Regions from separate parts of the Mus musculus genome. Here region 1 is linked to region 2. Evidence: chromatin contacts called from ENCODE Hi-C or POLR2A ChIA-PET data. All regions are on one chromosome and are shown on one strand. The core of a region is the stretch at or near the end of the contact, and the rest is flanking DNA. Distances in the headings are between cores, read along the strand shown.

Region 1 (4,877 bases), core at 1,250-3,749, 220 kb before region 2:
CCCAGCCATGTGATAAGTGGCTTAGTGCCTGGAGCCTGACAAAAGGCCCTGAGACAGACGGATGGACAACAGCCTGCTCCAGGCTGCTGACTAGACTGAAGTGTCCCATCTGGGCCCCCAGGAGAGGCAGACAGAGGCCGTGGGTGATGGAGAAATACCCTGAGGAACTGGATATGATGGTTCAGACCTGAAATCCTAGCTCCCTTGTAGGTAGGAAGATACCAAGTTCAAAGCCTGTCTGAGCTACTTGGAATTCTTTATGTAGACCAACCAGGTTGGTCTTGAACTCAGAGTCATCTGCCTCTTCCTCTTGAATGCTGGAAATATTTTTCTATCTATCTATCTATCTATCTATCTATCTATCTATCTATCTATCTATCTATCTATCTATCTATCTATCTATTTATTTTGGTTTTCCGAGACAGGGTATCTCTGTGTAGCCCTGGCTGTCCTGGAACTCACTCTGTAGACCAGGCTGGCCTCAAACTCAGAAATCTGCCTGCCTCTGCCTCCCGGGTGCTGGGATTAAAGGCGTGCGCCACCACTGCCCGGCCATGTCCAGCTTAAAAAACAAAACAAACAACCAGGTCCTAAAATGTAGTCAGTGGGAGAGCACTTGGCTGGCACGTGCAAGGTCTGGGGTTTGGTGTTCAGTACTGAGGTGAGGACAGAGCTAGTTGGGAGACCTTAGGGTCACTCCCCATCACCACACAAACCAGGCATGGCCTGTGATCAGATCTCAGCACCTAGGAGGTAGAGGAAGGAGATCTCAAAGCCATCCTTCATGCATAGATTGAGACCGTTTCAAAAGACAAAAACAAAACAAAAAACCCACCCCAAACTAAAAGCTCGGCTGCACTGCCGTGGGTCTTTGTCCTTCTGTGATCTGGACCCATAGGTTTTAAGCTCAGGGGCCATGGCGCTTATGTGCACGGGGGAACTGAACATGCCTGACACTGGTAAAGAATGAAGGCTTTTCTGTTCCAGGTCTGCTTCTTTAGAACCAAGGAGACTTTCAATTACAGCCTTTTCCTCTTTATAGAAAGCCTCTTCAATGAGAGGTTTATAATCTCTTGTGGGTCCTGGAGGGCGCCATTCTGAGCCAGCAAGGGCCCCCGGGGAGGCGGCAACGCGTGCCTATGAGGGGGGCTGGGTGCACAGCCTGGCATGGATGGAAGAGAAGGTTGGACAAAGGCCCTAGAGCTTTGCTTTCTCTGGCCTATTTCAGTCCAAACCACTCAGCACTGACCACTCATGCATGGCTGCCTCTAGGCACAGCCTTTCTTTTCCTTAATATGCGCCAACCAAGCCACCACCTTATTCTCTCTCTCTCTCTCTCTCTCTCTCTCTCTCTCTCTCTCTCTCTCTCTCTCTCTCTCTCAGACACACACACACACACACACACACACACACACACACACACACACACACACACACACACACACCACAGAGCTGGCCTCAAACATTTTACCATCTAAGGCTGGAGAACAGAAACATATATAAGTATAGCCTCTGAGTGGCTCTTGTGGCTGTGTATCCTAAAACAGAAATGGCCCTTGGGAAAGACACGTCCTTCCCACCAGCTCTGACAAAGGGAAGAAAAGCTAGCTAGGCAGGGGCTCTGCAGAGGGCCTGCATCTAGGAAACAAGCATGCTGGGCTAGGGGTAGATAGCAAGTCTTCAGGAAGGAGAGATGTTGGCCCAACCCCAAGAGCTCTCTCTTCTCAGATGTCCTCACTGGAGAACCTCTGGTGGACCCTGAGGGAATGTCATGGCCAGGGCTGGCAAGTAAGGTGACCAGACACTGGTGGCAGGGGCCTAAGCCGGCCCAGAATGAACCAAGGTGCTTTCCCTGAGATAGTATTAGGGGTAGCCATTCCAGCCCTGACCTCTGGCTTACTCTAGTTCCAGAATCACACAAACCTGCACAACTCGGCACCCCTTTTATCTGGAGGACCAGCGACAGGGTCTGGAGGGATGAAATGCTGCTGCCAAACCTTCAGACACAAACCACCCAGAAGCAATGAGGGTTGCATGACAAGCCCTCGGGAGCAGCCATACGGCAACTTTCCAGACACACACCTGGAGCATCCTCCAGGGAGCCTGTGAGTGTGGGAACAGTGCTGGAGTTGCGAGAAGGCCCCACTTCCTCCTGCCACTCAGCGGAGAGAGCATGTTTGACAATGTCTACACAACAAACTTCTGAGTATTCAACCAGGAACACACTTGACCATAAGAGGAGCTGGTTGCCCTTGGTTACAAAGCAGGAATGGCAATGGCAGGAACACCCAGATGTAAGTGTGCAGAGGCCAGTGTGCCAGCCGGCCATGGTCCAGCACAGGCAGTGGCTTCCCTGGAGTATGTGCCCACTTCCTGTGGCCCAGGGCCTGGCTGGCCTGGCAGCACTAGCCTAGATCTGGAACCCAGCGGCCACAATAGTTGCTGCTACAGGCAGAGCTGGTTTCTCAATGACAGGCGCTGGCTGCCCGAGGGGCTGGCCAAGCCAGGACAGGAAGTGTCTTTCATTGTGTATGTTGGAAGGGAGGGAAGCAGATGAGGTGCTCTAATAGAGGCAGCTCATTTGTTCTGAGTGCTGGCCTGGTGCATACCTGGTCTCCTACAGGCAGGAAGATCAGAAGTTCAGGATTATTACTGGCTACAAAGACAGTTTTAGGTCAGCCTGGGTTACATTAAAACCAATCCCCAAAAGGGAAAAAACAAAAAAATAAAACAAAACAAAACAAAAAAACCCAAACAACTGAGCTGGGCGGTGGTGGCGCTCGCCTTTAATACCAGCACTTGGAAAGCAGAGGCAGGCGGATTTCTGAGTTCGAGGCCAGCCTGGTCTACAAAGTGAGTTCCAGGACAGCCAGGGCTACACAGAGAAACCCTGTCTCAAAAAAACAAAACAAAACACCCAAACAGTATAGGCAGGAAATGGTAGGTAGGCTGGGAATTTGGTTACAGGTTCAAGGCTAGGCTTTGCTACCTAATGATGCTGTATTAAAAAACAAAATAGAAACAAAGGCAGGGAGTGGCGCCTCAGGACTTTAATCCCATTACTCAGGAGGCAGAGACAGAGGATCTCTGAGTTGGAGGATAGCTTAGCCCCGCAGAGACAGTTCCAGAACAGGCAGGGCCACATAGAACCAGTCTCAAAACAAAACAAAAGCAACAGTTCCGCTCAATCAGCCCTCCTGCAGAGGTACCTACTGGAGGATTGATTGACCTTGACCCTGCCTCTCTTGAACAAGACACAGCCAAGGCCCAGCCAGTGACAAGCTTGGCAGGCCTCAGTTCAGATGGCAGGCCATCACCATCCTGAAAAGGACTTCGAGCTCCCACCCCTCTCCTTCCTACAACCTGGTGAGTCTCAAGACATAACTGGCTTACCACAACTGGATCTGAAGTGTGTCAAAGAACACACCGGAAAACCCGTCCCCTGCCTCCAATTCTTGAATTACTGCTTGCTTCAATACTCCACAAAGAAAACCTCTTCAGGCCAGGAAGTACCTAGGAGGAATCTACAGGCAGCCAGGAGCCTGTACACCCTCGCCCCTGCTGTTGCAAGCATGTACTCTGGATGCTCTTGGCAACCCCCATCGAAACAATTGAAGCTACACTTCTGGGGCAGGAACCAACCATCAGAAAGAAGGAAATCAAAGTCAAACCGTGTTCTGAAAACCTTTCAGCAAGATCCTGGAGATGAATCGTGTGCTGCCTAGCCACTGGCTCTGGCGATACTTGTGGGCTAAAGGGGAAGATCTATGAAAAAGGCTAACTGAACATCTGTCCAGCCATCGCTGCAGCCTGCAGGGCTCCTAGCAAAAGGTGTATTTAAGTTCTCGGTGAAGGCTAAGCAGGAAGCTTGGTGGGGTGGTTTCTCGATGTCTCTGGACTTTATAAGAATTTTCCCACCAGTACGTATGGACACCCAAACCTCTGGATGCTGGGGTGAATATCGCAGCAGGTATACAGCGGCGAGGAAAGCCAGGCTATAAACTGCAACTTTCCATGCTAGCAAAGGCAAGGATTACCAGGAAACCCACAGGGACCCTTCCTACGCACCAGCCACAGCCATGTCGGGGCTAGGCATTACCTCCAGGAAGAACTGCCCCCAGAGAAATACCTGTTCATTTAGGGGTCTGGACTTAAGGTCAACACCCTTCACACAGTGGCACTCGGGCCCACTGCCCTGTACCCTCCCTGTCTGCACCTGCACACTTGGTGCTCTGCCTGGCCAGTCTGGAACAGGAAAGACAGGATTCTCTGCTCTGGTTCCTGAGGCCAAGCATCAGTGAGTGATGGTGACCAGGATCTGGTCCGGCCTGGGACCAAAGACCAACAACTAATAGGTGAAAGGACAAAGAACTCACTCCGGATAAAGGTCCGTGGAAACAGAGACACAAGTGTCTTTAATTTGGCAGAAAGGTTAACAGTGATTCTCAATAATAAAGTTCATAAATACAGAAAAGAAGTTTTCTCTCAGGGAATAAAGACGTCAAATGATAGCCTACATGTCTGGTAGTGGCAAAAAACATCTCAGCATAGGAGACTCTACACATTTGCTTGGGTTTAAAGAATGACTAGAAATATACACGGGTAGAGCTGGGGATGTGGGTCAGTATGCAGAATTTTCTCTAGTGTGCACGAGGCGCTGGGCCCGGGCCTCGGCACAGCACAGGAAACCTGTCACAGTGGCCACATGCCTGCAATCCCAGCACCTGGGAGGAGGAAGTAGGAAGATCAGAAGTTAAGGTTATCCTGGTTACATAGTGAGTCCAAGGCCAGCCTGGGTTACAGGAAACCCTGCCTGGGAAAGAAAAAGGAAACATAAAGAAGCCTGGAGATTCATAATCTGGTTTAATGTGGTTCCT
Region 2 (4,529 bases), core at 1,322-3,821:
CTGGAATTTGGTAGGCTGATTTTGTTGTTTGCTTGCCTCCTCCTCCTCCTCCTCCTCCTCCTCCTCCTCTTCCTCCTCCTTCTTCTTCTTCTTCTTCTCCTTCTTCTCCTCCTCCTCCTCCTTCTCCTCCTCCTCCTCCTCCTCTTCTCCTCCTCCTCTTCTCCTCCTCCTCCTTCTTTTCTTTGATAAGGTCTGAAAATGTGGTCTCTGCCTGCTGAGTACCAGGATAACAGATATGCACCACCGGGCAGGGTGTGGTAGGCTGTTGTTAAGCATGGGGAGTCTAAAGCCAAGCACAACCGGGAACCTTCACCCCAGCATGTGTGACAAATTAAGACTTTCCTTTGAGATTCTGTTGCCAGCAGAGCACTGGAGTAGGGGACCCGGGCCAAATGACCACACTTTTGAACTTGTGTTTCCTCAGCTAGGAAAACCACAATAATTATGACTACGCATGTACTCACACAAACATGAGTGTGCACACATACACATGTGCACAAGCATATACAACACACACACACACACACACACACACACACACACACACACACACATATCCTGGGTTCTATGCTAAGTCTTTTTTTTTTTTAAGATTTATTTATTGTTATATGTAAGTAGACTGTAGCTGTCTTCAGACACCCCAGAAGAGGTCATCAGATCTCATTATGGGAAGTTGTGAGCCACCATGTGGTTGCTGGGATTTGAACTCAGAACCTTCAGGAGAGCAGTCAGTGCTCTTAACCGCTGAGCCATCTCTCCAGCCCCCTATGCTAAGTCTTATGCATCAGCTCATTTCTTTCTCATTCCCACTTTATAACTGGGAACCGAGTCTGCAGTATGTCCAGTCTGCAGCTCACGGGCTTCATGAACCTCAGGATGGCTGGGAATGTGGCACAAGATCAGAAACTTAAAATATCACAAGATTTGGTCTTTCTTTCTTTCTTTCTTTCTTTCTTTCTTTCTTTCTTTCTTTCTTTCTTTCTTTCTTTCTTTCTTTCTTTCTTTCCTTCTTCCTTCCTTCCTTCCTTCCTTTCTTTTTCTTTCTTTCTTTCTTTCCTTCTTTCTTTCCTTCTTTCTTTCTTTCTTTCTTTCTTTCCTTCTTCCTTCCTTTCTTCCTTTCTTTCTTTCTTTCTTTCTTTCTTTCTTTCTTTCTTTCTTTCTTTCTTTCTTTCTTTCTTTCTTTCTTTCTTTCTTCCCTCCTTCCCGCCTGCCTTCCTTCCTTTATTAAAACCTTGATTATGGGGACTGAAGAGATGTCAAGATGGGAGCATGGCAGCATCCAGGCAGGCATGGTACAGGAGGAGCTGAGAGTTCTACATCTTCATCTGAAGACTGCTAGCAGAATACTGGCTTCCAGGCAGCTAGGATGAGAGTCTTAAAGCCCACATCCACAGTGACACACACACCTACTCCAACAAGGCCACACCTTCTAATTGTGCCGCTCCCTGGGCCGAGCATATGCAAACCCTGACCTCTCTCTACAACCCGATCCTCATAGCCCTTTATGATAACCATCAGCAACTCCAGTTCCAGCAGATCTGATATCCTCTCTGGCCTCTGTGGGCACTGCATGCACATGTATGATGCACACATATGTATGCCAGCACAATACACGAATACATAAAAGAAACACTCAGAAGATAGACACTTTTATTTTGGTTTTTTGAGACCAGGTCTCATGAGATTAAAAATGTTAATTTACACTTATCTATTTATTTCATGTATGCGTGTGCAACGTGTGTGTGTGTGTGTGTGTGTGTGCATTTGTGTGTTGTGGGTAGGCATGTGCCTCCCACAGTACAAATGAGGAGGTCAGAGGATCGCTTGAGTCAGTTTCACTTTCTACCACATAGGTTCCAGGGATGAAACACAGGTCATAAGGTTTGCAGGAAAAGTGCCTTTACTTTCAGAGCCATCTCCCAGGCCCTATTTGTTTACTTATTTGTTTTGAGACAAGGCCTCATATGTCCCAGCTAGCTTTAAAGTCGCTATGCAACTAAGGATGACCTTTAACTCCTGAACACCTCTGACATGCTGAGATTTGAGGTGTGCATCACCACGTCCAGTTTTATGAAAAGCTGGGGATTGAACCTGGGACTTCACGCCATGTTAGGCAAGCTCTCCACCCACTGAGCAGCGTCTCCAGTCCTCACAACTTTAATTAAAGGAAGATCAAAACTGGGTATGGTGGTGTGCGTGTTTTGTTTTCTGTGTGGCCCTAACTGTCCTGAAACTTGCTCTGTAGAGCAGGTTGGCCTGTAACTCAGAGATCCAAACCTGCCTCTGCCTTCTGAGTGCTGGGACTAAAGTTGTGCCCTACCACTGCCCGACAACCTCACCCAATCCCAATGACCGTCCAATGGTCTGACCTCCGAACAGCAACATATGAATTTGGGGATTCATAAGTGTCCAACGCATGATTCTTGGGCACTGGCACCTTCAACATAGATAGAGTTTGCTTTCTTCCTGCCACACTTACAATGGTGTGTCCTGCTGAGAGCCACTGAGGCCTTGGGCGGTACTCCTGCATCCCCAGTGTCCAGTACAGATGTTAGCATGTAGGAAAGACAGAATGAATGGCTGCCAAGCCATGTCCTGGAAAACAGCCACTGCCGATGAGCTGGGAGTCTGTGGTAAGGTTCCCCGTCAGGGAGGCTGGGATCTCAACTTGCTGGCTCCAAGGTTCCACTTCTTGAATCAGAAGCCTTGTCCCAACCTGACCATCCACCAGGAGAGTTCAGAGAACATAGCTAAAGACCGGAAGCCTGCCTCAGGCTTGGCCTGGGCCTAAGTTCTGAGGTCCCCTCAGTGCCTTCTTTAGCCCTGTACGCCCCATCAGCCACTCAACAAACACTAAATCATCCTGTTTGCCATGGAAGGCTGCTGGGTCAGGCTACCTGGGTATGTTCTCATCTCTGCTTCTTAAGAGGTGGGTGGGGGGCTTCCCCTCATCTCCCTGCCTCCCTGAGCCTCATCCTGCTCCCTAGTCAAGGTTGATGTAGGGTTCTAAACAGCAAAGGTCTGTTTAGTTCCCTTCCTGTTTCATTTTGAAGGACTCAAAACAAGTTCAGCTTCTAGATACAGTAGCTGTCTGCAGCCCTGGCCAACCCCATTCCCTCCCCTCCTTTTTGGCTGGCATCACCTGTTTTTTTTTTTTTTTAAAGATTTATTTATTTTATGTATATGAGTACTTTGTAGCTGTCTTCAGACACACCAGAAGAGGGCATCAGATCCCATTACGAATGGTTGTGAGCCACCATGTGGTTGCTGGGATTTGAACTCAGGACCTTCGGAACAGCAGTCAGTGCTCTTAACCACTGAGCCATCTCTCCAGCCCCCCCCCCTTTTTTTAAGATTTATTTTATGTATGTGAGTACACTGTCGCTGTCTTCAGCTATACCAGAAGAGGGTGTCAGGTCCCATTACAGATGGTTATGAGCCACCATGTGGTTGCTGGAAATTGAACTCAGGACCTCTGGAAGAGCAGTCAGTGCTCTTAACCACTGAGCCATCTCTCCATCTTTGATTATCTCCTTATGCATATTTATTTATCCCATCCCTCCCCTTGCTATACTCGGCACAGCACTGATTCGCATGTATGCAAATGCCCCCTGTATTTTGACATTTACGGGGTGCATTGCTCAGTAATTTGTTTTCATGTTCTGTGGAATACTTCTGCAAAGTGGCTGTAACCATACAGGTGCCTCTAGCTGAGCCAGTTGAAGTGTTTAGTGCTGCGCTCGCCATGGGTACCACAACCCAGCCCTCTGCCATATGTATTCAAGCTGCTTCCAATCATTGATGCGCACTGTCTTTGTTTACGTTTTGAGACAGGGTCTCGTGTAGCTCAGGTTGTCCGCCAATTCCCTACGTAAGCAGGATGACCTTTAACTTCCGATCTTTCTGCCTCCACCCCTCTGCCCCAAGTGCTGACATCACAGGTGTACACCACCACACCTAACTCAATTTACCCTCCATGAGTAAGTTGGGATACCTTTTATCTCCCTGGAACACCTTACAGAAAGCAAGCCAGTTGAAAATTCCTGGAGACGACTGTGGCTCTTGGGCACCCCCTGCTGGTCACTTGGTAATTACATTGGAGCTGGATAATCCCAGATGCCCTTTCCAAAGAAGATGCTCCACTTCCCCTGCAATGTCTACCCTCAAGTCCACCTTAGGGATATCTAAGAACGGGGCTCTTGTAGAAAATGCTTAGCATCTCAGCTAAAGGGCAGAGTAAAAATGCAATGGGAATACACTTGCTGACGGCCAAAGTGGACTATGGCAGACAAGTGAGTGTAAGACTAGCCTGGGCTATGTAGTTATTAATGACCGAGACTCTGTCTCAAAACTAAACAAAACAACCAACCAATCAAAAACCAATATGGCACTCTCCAGGAGTGTGAGCGTGTGCAGAGCTGGTGGGAATCAATGCGTGGCCGTATCCTGAAGCATCATGCATGTGTGCTCTGTGGCTAGTCACTGAATATACACCGAGGCTTCATGCAGTGGCTGTGACCTGGGACACA

The links. A loop is a pair of places that touch in the nucleus more often than their neighbours do. ChIA-PET counts read pairs that join two places held with the same protein, here RNA polymerase II (POLR2A).
Region 1: a loop to region 2 is called in a map of T-helper 17 cell, with 1.9 times the contacts of the local background. The contact joins two enhancer-like sites. A Hi-C loop is called at or near these places in 1 of 37 maps with a recorded cell type or tissue (T-helper 17 cell). POLR2A ChIA-PET finds 5 or more read pairs at or near these places in 1 of 5 experiments (embryonic stem cell).

The regions. Positions count from the first base shown.
Region 1 is chr4:137,658,043-137,662,919 of GRCm38, reverse strand. Usp48 (ubiquitin specific peptidase 48) reads right to left here. Exons shown (of 27, transcript NM_001355588.1): 27 at 4,383-4,877. Among named protein-coding and RNA genes, the nearest start is that of Rap1gapos, 46 kb to the left of the region's middle. Within about 2 kb of position 2,499, at least 1 of the 3 ENCODE cell types and tissues checked has a DNase peak (open chromatin) inside an H3K27ac peak, as active enhancers do.
Region 2 is chr4:137,443,338-137,447,866 of GRCm38, reverse strand. The region is part of intron 1 of Gm13010 (a long non-coding RNA gene); the gene reads left to right. Among named protein-coding and RNA genes, the nearest start is that of 1700013G24Rik, 7.7 kb to the left of the region's middle. Within about 2 kb of position 2,571, at least 1 of the 3 ENCODE cell types and tissues checked has a DNase peak (open chromatin) inside an H3K27ac peak, as active enhancers do.